2 separate regions of the Mus musculus genome follow, and region 2 is linked to region 1. The links are chromatin contacts, found by Hi-C in ENCODE. All regions are on one chromosome and are shown on one strand. The core of a region is the stretch at or near the end of the contact, and the rest is flanking DNA. Distances in the headings are between cores, read along the strand shown. Region 1 overlaps D930020B18Rik (RIKEN cDNA D930020B18 gene). Region 2 overlaps Srgap1 (SLIT-ROBO Rho GTPase activating protein 1).

Evidence for each region. A loop is a pair of places that touch in the nucleus more often than their neighbours do.
Region 2: a loop to region 1 is called in a map of mouse trophoblast stem cell, with 2.6 times the contacts of the local background. The contact joins two enhancer-like sites. A Hi-C loop is called at or near these places in 2 of 37 maps with a recorded cell type or tissue (T-helper 1 cell and mouse trophoblast stem cell).

Annotation. Positions count from the first base shown.
Region 1 is chr10:121,690,517-121,695,617 of GRCm38, forward strand. It overlaps D930020B18Rik (RIKEN cDNA D930020B18 gene), which reads left to right. Exons shown (of 13, transcript NM_177335.4): 13 at 1,843-3,398. The coding sequence ends at 1,969. Among named protein-coding and RNA genes, the nearest start is that of Gm35865, 12 kb to the right of the region's middle. Within about 2 kb of position 2,860, at least 1 of the 3 ENCODE cell types and tissues checked has a DNase peak (open chromatin) inside an H3K27ac peak, as active enhancers do.
Region 2 is chr10:121,856,307-121,861,407 of GRCm38, forward strand. The region is part of intron 6 of Srgap1 (SLIT-ROBO Rho GTPase activating protein 1); the gene reads right to left. Among named protein-coding and RNA genes, the nearest start is that of Gm46183, 64 kb to the left of the region's middle. Within about 2 kb of position 2,405, at least 1 of the 3 ENCODE cell types and tissues checked has a DNase peak (open chromatin) inside an H3K27ac peak, as active enhancers do.

The sequences.
Region 1 (5,101 bases), core at 1,610-4,109:
CAGGGGCGTTTTGCAGGGATCAGTCAGTAAGGGGGACAGATTGGGAACCTAGACACACTGGGGAGTTAGCTGGCTGTCCATTGGCTTCATTTACCCCCTTGTCACGAGCAAAACAGTAAGAGGCGGCAGTAGCCAGGGTTGGTTTCCTCAGGCAGCCAGCCTGCTCCGCTGTGCACCTCAGGGGTTGCACCTCTTTATAAAGGCCAGCAAAGCACTCAGCAGTACAACCTGAACTAACTCACACTAAAGAAAAGCTAAGGTAGTTTTTGCCTTAAATGAGAAGGGTTCTGGCAGCTTGGCTCTGCTATTGGTTCGGAGAGAGAGACATCAGAAGATGTGGAGGCGTACATTACAGCTTTATATTGGCTTCAAAAGGAAGAAATCCAGCCCTCTGTGTGGACTCCGTTTTTCCTGCGTGTGGCATTACATCAGAGGGTCCACTCTGGATACCATAAAAGGAACTTATTTGGCTCCAAGTTGATCCCACAAATCAGTCCCAGCACCCCTCCACTCCTGCCTCCTAACTTCCTTTGAAAATTTCATTAGGAAAAACTGACATTGCGTGAAATTTACCCCTCTAGAGCATATAATTTGGTAGCTCTGAATACATTTCACAATGTTTTTGCAACTGTAATTATTGAACCCTGGAACACTGTCATTATCTAAAATAAACCCAGTGCCTGCTAAGCAGACATATCCCATTCTTCCTTCTCAGCTCTTGGCTCTAACCTCTTACCTACCCAGTCTTCTAGACAATTGTCCAATGGACGCCCTTTCCCATGTCTTTCATTTATCATATTCCCAAGGTTTAGTATGTTGTGGTATGTATAACATCACACACACACACACACACACACACACACACACACACACACACACCCACACCTGTTTTTCCAGTTTGAGGGAAAGTTTTACAGTGTAGCCCAGGCTGGTCTGGAACTCACCATTTAGCTTAAGTTGGCTTTGAACTCACAGCAATTACAGGCATGTACCATCATGCTTATCCTAATTATAAAAGACCTAGTTATAAACTTTATAAACAATCAGGACGGCTGGCACAAATGGTTAGCAGTAGGACCTGGAGCTCCCAGCAGGACCCTGTTAGGGCGATTGTGTGCCCTTTGGCTACCATCCCCCCTGCTTTCTCCTCCAGCCCCCTGGTTTATGATTCTTGTGGACCTTCAGGTTTGTGGTTTTTTTTTTTTTTTTTAAACCAATGGTTTTAACTGACCTTGCATTAGAATCATCTGTTATCAAAAACACTGACCCAGGTTGTGGTCCTTCTGTTTTGGTTTGCCTGGGGCATGATCTAGGAATGGCAGTTTTAAAAAGCTACCCTCAGTGATTCTGGTCTTCGTTCTTTGATGCTACTCAAGGACGCGGATGAAGGTTGCCTATATCTTTATGGGAGATAAACCCTACTCTTTCCTCTTGCCTGATCGGACGGGTTATCTCATCTTGGTTCCCTTCTCCTTGCTGTGCAGTTTGAGGGCCCACCATCAGAGTCCTTAGCATAGATTTTGGTGAAGACAGCCCCATCCTGTCTTGGTCACCGCCTAGGTGGCAGATCCATTATTAATAATTCCTGTCTCAAAGAGAAAGGCTGGAGTGCATATGTGGTAAGGATTTTCTAAGTCCTGAGCTCGGGAGGTTGGAAGTCTGGACATGCTGAGTCCCCGTGGCTAAGGGTCCTCCACCCCCACTCCCACCCCGCCCCTCCCCCACCCCCACCCCTCCCCTCCCCCACCCTTCCATCGTTGTGCCGCGAATGTGAACATACTGGATGAGCCAGTGTGAAAGTTCTCGTTTTAACGGTGTTTTGTTTCTCTCTGTGACTTGCAGGTACTTTATTCACATGCCGGCCTTGGAGCAGAGGCTCCCAGGCTGCTACCCCATTACAGAGCCCACCACTCAGCTCTGTCATGAAGTTCTGCAGTTGATTGAGCAGAAACAGTGTGCAAAATGTTAGAGGAGGTTAGAAGTATAAAGTATCCACTGAAGTCACTATGGAAAACAGCCTTTTGATTTATGGACTATTTAGCTCCTTCCTTCTAAAGAGTCTAGTGAAGTGCTCATTAACACCGCTTTAAGAGCTCTTACTTTTTGGTTTCTGCTTTCTTGAGATAGGGTTTCTCTGTGTAGTCCTGGCTGTCCTGGAACTCCTTCTGTAGACCTTGAACTCACAGAGATCTGCCTGCCGCTGCCTCCGCCTCCCAAGCACTAGGAGTAAAATGTGTGTCCCCACGCCCAGTTCTGGGGTGGGGGTAGAGTCTTAATTTTTTTTTAAGTAGCTATGTCTGGGCTGAGAGCCTGCAACTCAGAGGCAGAGTCTCTACCTAGCATCTGTGAAGATGTGTGTTCAAGCTCTACCACAGGAAAAAAAAAAAAAAAACAAACAAAACCAAAAAACCCCAAACAAACAGTAACAAAACCAAAGCAAAACAACCCAGCCCCAAGCAACACAAACACTGGCTACATCTTTCTTCACTTATGGAAAGTGCCGTACCTCTCCAGAATGAAAGCTTTCTCAAAGCCATGAAAACAGTACTGAGCAAGCGCAGAATCTCAGAGCCTGCGTGTGCAGAACAGATCTCGTGGGTCTCCTTGGCGATTGGAGGGAGCCACTGGAACACCCGCAGCAAGATTGTCGTAGAAGTACAAAGTACACAGCCTTAGAGAAGTGCCCGGCGATGGCGTGTGGGTGATGGCGTGCGGCACTTTCTCCCCTACCCGGAAATATTTTAATGTCAAAAGTGTGCCTGCAGCAGTGGGCAGGAGGACACCACTGCAGCTGCACGGAATACTGAAGGAAAACAGGCAGGACTTCCTGTGGGGAAGCTCCGCAGTATGCTGCTCTGTTTCACGCCAGAGTGGGCCAGTCTGAACCAGCCTGTGGAGCCTCTCGCACTCATTTACAAAAGGTCACACTGAGTGGCTGTAAGTTAACTTAGACCCCAAACACTTTCTGGAGCTGTTGCGTTTGACTTTAAAAAACACCAGAAGTGGGCTTTCTGTATAACTTCCTACAGCCTGAGGAAGTAGGAGAGGAAAGTCTGCTTCCAAAGAAAGTGCACTCTGGGCGGCTTTGCCTGTGGTGCTCAATGGAACCACGGCTGGGGACTTTGTTGAGACTTAGTTTCGTGTCATAAATTTGTCCAGCAATATTTAAATTATTTTACAGTGATCATTTTTTAATATAATATTTATATGATTTTGACTGATTGCTCAATATATTTCTTAAATTTACTACTTCTATAGCTTTCTAAATATTTTATGTAAAAATAGAACCGTTCCAGCTGAGACTGTAGCTCAAATGGTAGGGCACTTGCCTAGCATGTAGGGAGGCCCCGGGTTCAGTGTCCAGCACCACAAAAAATAATAAAATAAAAACTGGCTTCTAGATATGAGACTTTGTGTTAAAAAAGGCATGCAGACACTTTTAGCTTCTCAAATTGCTACTCTGAGAGGCTGTAGGTGGCTAAGGAGGGAACCTTCTTACCCATGTTCCAGATGTGTGCACCTGCCCTGGGCAGCCTCAGCCGCCTCCTCGCCCTGCTGTGCTCCCACACGCCATTCTTACTGCGCCAGTAATGACTTGATTTGCCAGCATCCCAGGCAAGTTCTTATGTGCTGGTTTCGTTGTCAGTGCAGTGTTTAATAGAATCATTGTAAGATCTTTCAAAAGAAAAAAAATACCATAAAGGTAGTACTGAGTTTTCAACTTGAAAAACCTGGTATACTGTGACTCTCAAAATAATGTTTTGATACATTGATAAAAAATGTTTTGTTTGCAGATTATTTATAAATTACTAGTCTTATTTGTTTCCATGAGGTTTTTTTTTTTTTTCCTTTTATTGTGATTTTTTAAAAAGTCTTAAGTATTGAACTTTTGGGGGAAAAAAGTATAAGAATGAAACCTTCACCCAGAAACCTCGTTTCTAGTTCTGACTCAGGCATCTAACCAATTTACATTAAGCCACTTTCTAGGCCTTGCCTATTTCTTTCTGTAAGCTCACTAGCTTCTCCAAGCTCTCTAGTGTCCTCTGCCTGTAAACAACACTTTTGTTTATTAAAACGGGGTCTCACGGAACCCAGGGAGACTTGATCGCTCAGTGGCCAAGAATGGCTTTGAACTCCTTTTCCTCCTGCCTCTATCTCCCAAGTGCTGGCTTTGTATACAACACTCTTTTTTTCTTTTATGGTTATGTGTGGGTTTGTAGAGGCCAGAAGAGGGCGGCATTGGATACGTTAGAGCAGGAGCCATAGGGGTTTTCGCGCTACCCAGTGTAAGTTGCGCGCTACCGGGTGTAAGTGCTGGAAACCAAGCTCAGGTTCTCTGGAAGAACAGCAAGCACTTTTAACCACTGAGCCATCCCTCCTGCCCCTGGATGTACACTTTGACGTGGGGTAGTGTGTTCCTCTGCTATGTTGTCTCAGTAGATTCCAAGTAAGCCTACATGATTATGTCATCAACACAACCACACAGTCTCCAAGCCTTTTCACCATTTCGCCATTACCACTCGGTCTCCGAACCTCCCTTCATCACCCTCCAAGAAGTCTGTAAGTCTCTCATTCCTACTTAGGGGGTGAGTGAGGTGGGGGTGGGGCAATGAGTGTTGACCCAGTAGATAAAGAGTTATTTCTGAGATGGAAGAGACTACGGATCCTGTAGCCCTGCTTCAAACTAATACTGCTACTTCCTGTGGGCCAAGCATATTCAAACCACCACAGATGGCAATTCTGAGAACTAAGCATTATTCTTCGGGTCCACAACCGATTAGATTAGGGTAATAGTAATCAAAGAACCATACACCCATCCAACAAAGAAGAGATCAGATATTCACACAAGAAATACCACAAACATCATAATTCAAAATGCCTAGATCATTAAAAAAAAATGAACAACTAAGACAATGTGACTCCTCATATTGTGAGACACAAAAGCAAACAAATGGGACTAGCACTCCCATTGTAATATAACCCAGGAAAAACAATTTATTTGAAGTACAGGGAGACAAGAACTTTAAAACACCAGTTATTAATATACTCAAGGACTTTAAACACAATATGAATAAATGCCCCAATGGAGACTGAAAATACA
Region 2 (5,101 bases), core at 1,155-3,654, 170 kb after region 1:
TGAAACACACTGTTATTCCAAGACTCTGGGCTGGGGAAGACGCTCCTTGGGTAGCAGCACTTCGGTGTATAAGCAGAAGGGACCCGAGTCCACACCTCACCACATGTGAAAACCAGAATGTGGCCACACATGCCTGCAACCTTCACACAGTGGGCGTGTGCAGACAGGACGTGTGCTAGGGACAGCTAGTTCTGGGTTCAGTAGAGACCCTCACTCAAAAGAACTGGATGGAGAGTGATAGGTGGTGTTTCTGTTGTATCTACATGCACTTAGACTACACACACATATGCACACACACAGGCACACACATGCATACATGTGCACAAGCACACATGCACACATAGATGTACACACATGCTCACAGGGTCAGAAAAAAAAAACTGTCCTAGGTATGTATGTGAGATGAATGAAAATAACTTGCCCCTGAAGAGTTATAGCAGCTCTAGTCATAGCAACAATGTGAAAGAAATGTCTACCAGTTAATGAATCTATAAGCAGATTGTCATACAACCATACATTAGAATAGTATTATTCATCCACAGAAAGGAACAGAATATGAATCCATGTTGTAACATGCATGAACTTTAGAAATATGCTATGTAGAAGAAGTCAGTCACAAATAGGCCTATGCATTGTATGAATCCGTTTATCTAAAGAAGAGAACAGAGGCAGAAGATGGCTCCTGCTGGGGGTGGGGGCGGGGTGGAAGAATTGGAGAGGTAATTGCTGAGGGGTGCAAGATTTCTTTTAGGAATAATAAAAATGTTCTAAAATTGGCTGTAGTGATGGGCACACAGTTCTCTGGAAGTACTAAATGCCAACTGTAGACTTTTAGTGCGTGAGCGGAGTGGTATGTGAATTATACATAATAAAGCTATCAAAAATGTAACAGCACAATACAACAGAGGAAGGAAACAATGAAGAATTGCATCCAAGTTTCATTCACTCGACGCTGTGACTGATACAGCAATTTATTCAAACCCTTCTAGGAGACAAATATGCTAAGTGAGATTTAAGATTTGCATATTTTATTGACGACTCAAGACTAATTCAGATTTGTAGAAGGGAACAGGCTTGAGTCTATCAAAATACTCAGAAATCCCTTCCCTTTAACTCCCAGCATAAAATTCTTAAATAGGAGATGGTTGCTAAAGTCCTCTTATTATAGACAGAATTTGTTTCATACTTGGGGCTGAAGAGATGGTTCAGAAGTTAGGAGGATTGGGGTTCAAGTCCCAGCCTCTACCTGGGTGGTTCACAAGCGCCTGAAACACCAGCTGCAGGGGAATTCCACGCCTCTGGCCTCTTCGGGCACCTGCAATCACATGCTTATACCGCCACACAGACACAGATATGTAATTAAAACTAGAAGTAATTTTTAAGGAAAGAGCTGCTTTGATGTTTCCCCTCTTCCCTGAGTCTCTTGCATCCTAAATGAATATGATTTAAAAGGAGTATATAAGTCTGGAAATGAGCCAGCCATTACTGACAGCAGAATGTTGGATTTGGATATATGAAAAGGAGGAGGAGGAGGAGGAGGAGGAGGAAGAGGAGGAGGAGGAGAAAGAGGAGGAGGAGGAGAAAGAGGAGGAGGAGGAGAAAGAGGAGGAGGAGGAGAAGAAAGAGGAGGAGGAGGAGGAGAAGAAAGAGGAGGAGGAGGAGAAAGAGGAAGAGGAGAAAGAGGAGGAGGAGAAAGAGGAGGAGGAGAAAGAGGAGGAGGAGGAAGAGGAGGAGGAAGAAGAGGAGGAGGAGGAAGAGGAGGAAGAGGAGAAAGAAGAGGAGGAGGAGAAAGAGGAGGAGGAGGAGGAAGAGGAAGAGGAAGAGGAGGAGGAGGAGGAGGAAGAGGAGGAAATCTCTTAAAGAGGAAGCACATAATTTTAAATAGACAAAACCAGGTCATCTCTGTATTGCTCTAATGAAGTTAGTCAATTCACCTTGATTCAATTCAAATCATTAATGGGCCAGGTGCCAGGGATTACACTAGGCTCCAGGCACATTAAGGCTGGGCCACAGCAAAACACTTCCATCCTAAAGGAAGCTGTTCACTGGCTTGCTACGAAGATGGTAGGAGATGGCTCACAGGAAGCAGCCTTGGTACAAAGAGCAGGTCCCCCAGGCCAGGAAGCATCACCAGCTTCTGGGAAGGGAAACACCAAATGCTAGTCTGGAGGCTCAGTGGCCGGGTGCTCACTTAGCACGAAGAAGGCCCTAGGTGAGCTTTCCCGGGGCAGCAGTGAGCACTTTGTCCTTCCAGCTTCAGATTCCAAACTATTAAAATGGAGACTTTAAAGCAAAGTTACTTCAAAATCTTGTTGCTCAAAATGTGATCAGCAGCAATAGCTTCACGAGGGGCTGGTTAGAATCCTGGACTCGGGATAGGCAGGTGTCGGGCGGGGCTTGCTGCCAAGCTTGTCGATCTGAGATCGAGCTCCTGGACCCCCCACATTGGGGAATGATAGAACTGGCTTCTACAGGCTATTCTCTGATTTCCACACATTTGCTATGGCCTGTGCTCCACGTATATACACAATCACACATTAAAAAAAACAAAAACAAAAACAAACCCCTTAAACTGTTTAAAAATACAGAATATTTAGCTCTACCCTGACTCATTAGTCTGCAGTTTAAGAAGGATGCATAGTTTAATGATTAAACACTGGAGACACTTCCCTAGAACACTCGAGTGTCAAGGTCTTGTGACCCTGCCCTTTGGGGGTGCTGTTTCCCCAAGCTGACAAGAGGAGTTGATTATGATTTGATTTATAAAAATTGGCAAACAGCTATGATGTCACAAGTAATACAATTGTGAAATGCAGCAACTGGCTCACTACCATCCATCTCTGGTGGAGTCAGCTGCGCCCCAAATACAGAGAGAATGATTCATTTTGGTTAATTTGGAGATTCTAGGCTCAAGTGAACAAAGACTTCTTTTATTCCTCTTGCTTCTCCCAATCTATAATGGTTCCCTGCAGTTTTGTATACATCAGAGAGATTGGGGAAAAAAATAATCATTCTATCTTCCAATAACATCTTATTTTATAAAGACTCGGGTTTGAAAAGGAAACGGGCCCCATTTCTTTAATATGGACTAGTGCTTAAAATCAGTCTACTATTCAGAACGAAGACAGCATCTTCCACCTGATTATATGGAAGCAAGAACTGCTGCTTCGCTGTGTAAGTAGTGATTCAGGTGGGAGGCTGAAATACAAAGAGGAGACTGAAACTGAGAAAGGCCTTTCACTCCAGACACAACCTGTGCTCCTTAGAGCTTAAAAGAGAAAGGGTAACTGGAGGAGAGGGGGAGGGAAGGAGGGGAGCAAAGGTGGAAGGGACAGAAGGGAGGGAGGAAGAAGAAAGGAAGGGAGGGAGGGAGGGAGGGAGGGAGGGAGGGAGGGAGGGAGGGAGGGAGATAAAATGGAGGGAGGGCAGAAAGAATTCTGACCCCAACTACCAAACCAACTTGGTGTTTTGAAGAGCAGCTACAAAGTTTCCATCATCCCCCCTAACACTTCACTCCACCAAAGGACAAAAGCCCTGTGGGTTTCTATTTCCACTATAGCCAAGTGGATCCTGTCGGTGTGAGATCTGGTTTCACAATGGCTTCTTAATCAGACAGTGGAACAGACATCTGGCTAAGGAACTCCATTTGCCTAGCAGGTACTTCTGGACTTTTCCCTCCTAGGCGGGAGGTGTATGTGCGTGCGCATGCGTACTTCTGTGCTGGCTTCTGACAGGCAGTCTGTCTCGGGCCCCTATGGTGTTCATAGGTCCATAAAGCCACTTAGTTGGCGTGAATTTCTTACTTCTGTTATGTAACATTTCCAAATTCTAGATTTCTCAAGCATCCTGAACTTAAAAGGAATAATAAACACGGGGTGGGAGGCAGGGAGGAGAGAAGGTTCGTCAAGGGCTACTGAGAGAAAGCCTTGCCACAGAGGAGTCTCTTTTTCTAAACCAGAAGCTGAAATGACATTGGATATGTTAGGACTCAAAGATATTTGGCTAAAAAGGTCTCAAGTGATTCTATGGTGCTTATGAATTATTAATGAGACACGAAAGGCCAGCTTCTGCACAGAGAGCTGAGTTATAGCCCAAGCACATTCAATGATGAAAATACATAGGAAACCAATAAACTACTTCATTCACACAAAGCTCTGTTATTCTGGCAGATGAAGAACTCTAGATGAATGCACAACATCATAGACCCAAAAAGTGGGGGAGGAAGGGCTGTTGGAATCAAAAGCATGCATTAAAATTAAAAAAAAAATCTTCAGATGTTTAAAAATCCTAAGCACTGCCAAAATTCAGCATACTAGGTGTTAGTCTAAGCACAGCAGGCTAACCACAGCCCAAAGGGTTGCAACCAGTATGCAAGGGAAGCTGAGATGAAGCATCAAGGACAGCGACTAACACAATCACTTCGTGGACCCCGGCTCCCCAGAAGGCCCCTTGCTTTCCCTGCCTCTCTGCCCTCCTTTAGCGCACATTCCATGACACCAGGAGCCCGCAAGAGAAAGAGAGGCCCATTGGACACGCAAACTTTATATGCCCCAGTACAGGGGAACGCCAGGGCCAAAAAGGGGGAGTGGGTGGGTAGGGGAGTAGGGGTGGGTGGGTATGGGGGACTTTTGGTATAGCATTGGAAATGTAAATGAGCTAAATACCTAATAAAAAATGAAAAAAGAAAAAAAAGAAGTCTGGTGTTGCTGATTCCCCAAGTCCTAGCCAAGGACGTCTGCAGGGCAGTTCTGGAAGCTCACAGAGGAGAGCCCCAAGCACCCTGTGACTCCAGTAGCTATGGGAACTGAGAGGAGGAGGGGGTGTTGCCTATTTTCCTGAAGAAGTCTCACCTTCACCCATGTACTGTGCCCTTGGCCTGAGAGATCTGAGTGGCCTTTTCTTCTGATTCCTACATCTGGATTTCACTTCTAACAAAGCACAGCTAGGTTTATATAAGATCCCCATCCCCCATAGACCAGGCATGCGCCCTGAGCAGGGGAAAGAGGTGAACAGGACTTCACACGCTGGAGGGGCACAGGCTCCTCAGGAGAAAGGTGCTTACCGCAGTGGGTTACCAAGCACACCTTTGACTCTTACTTTG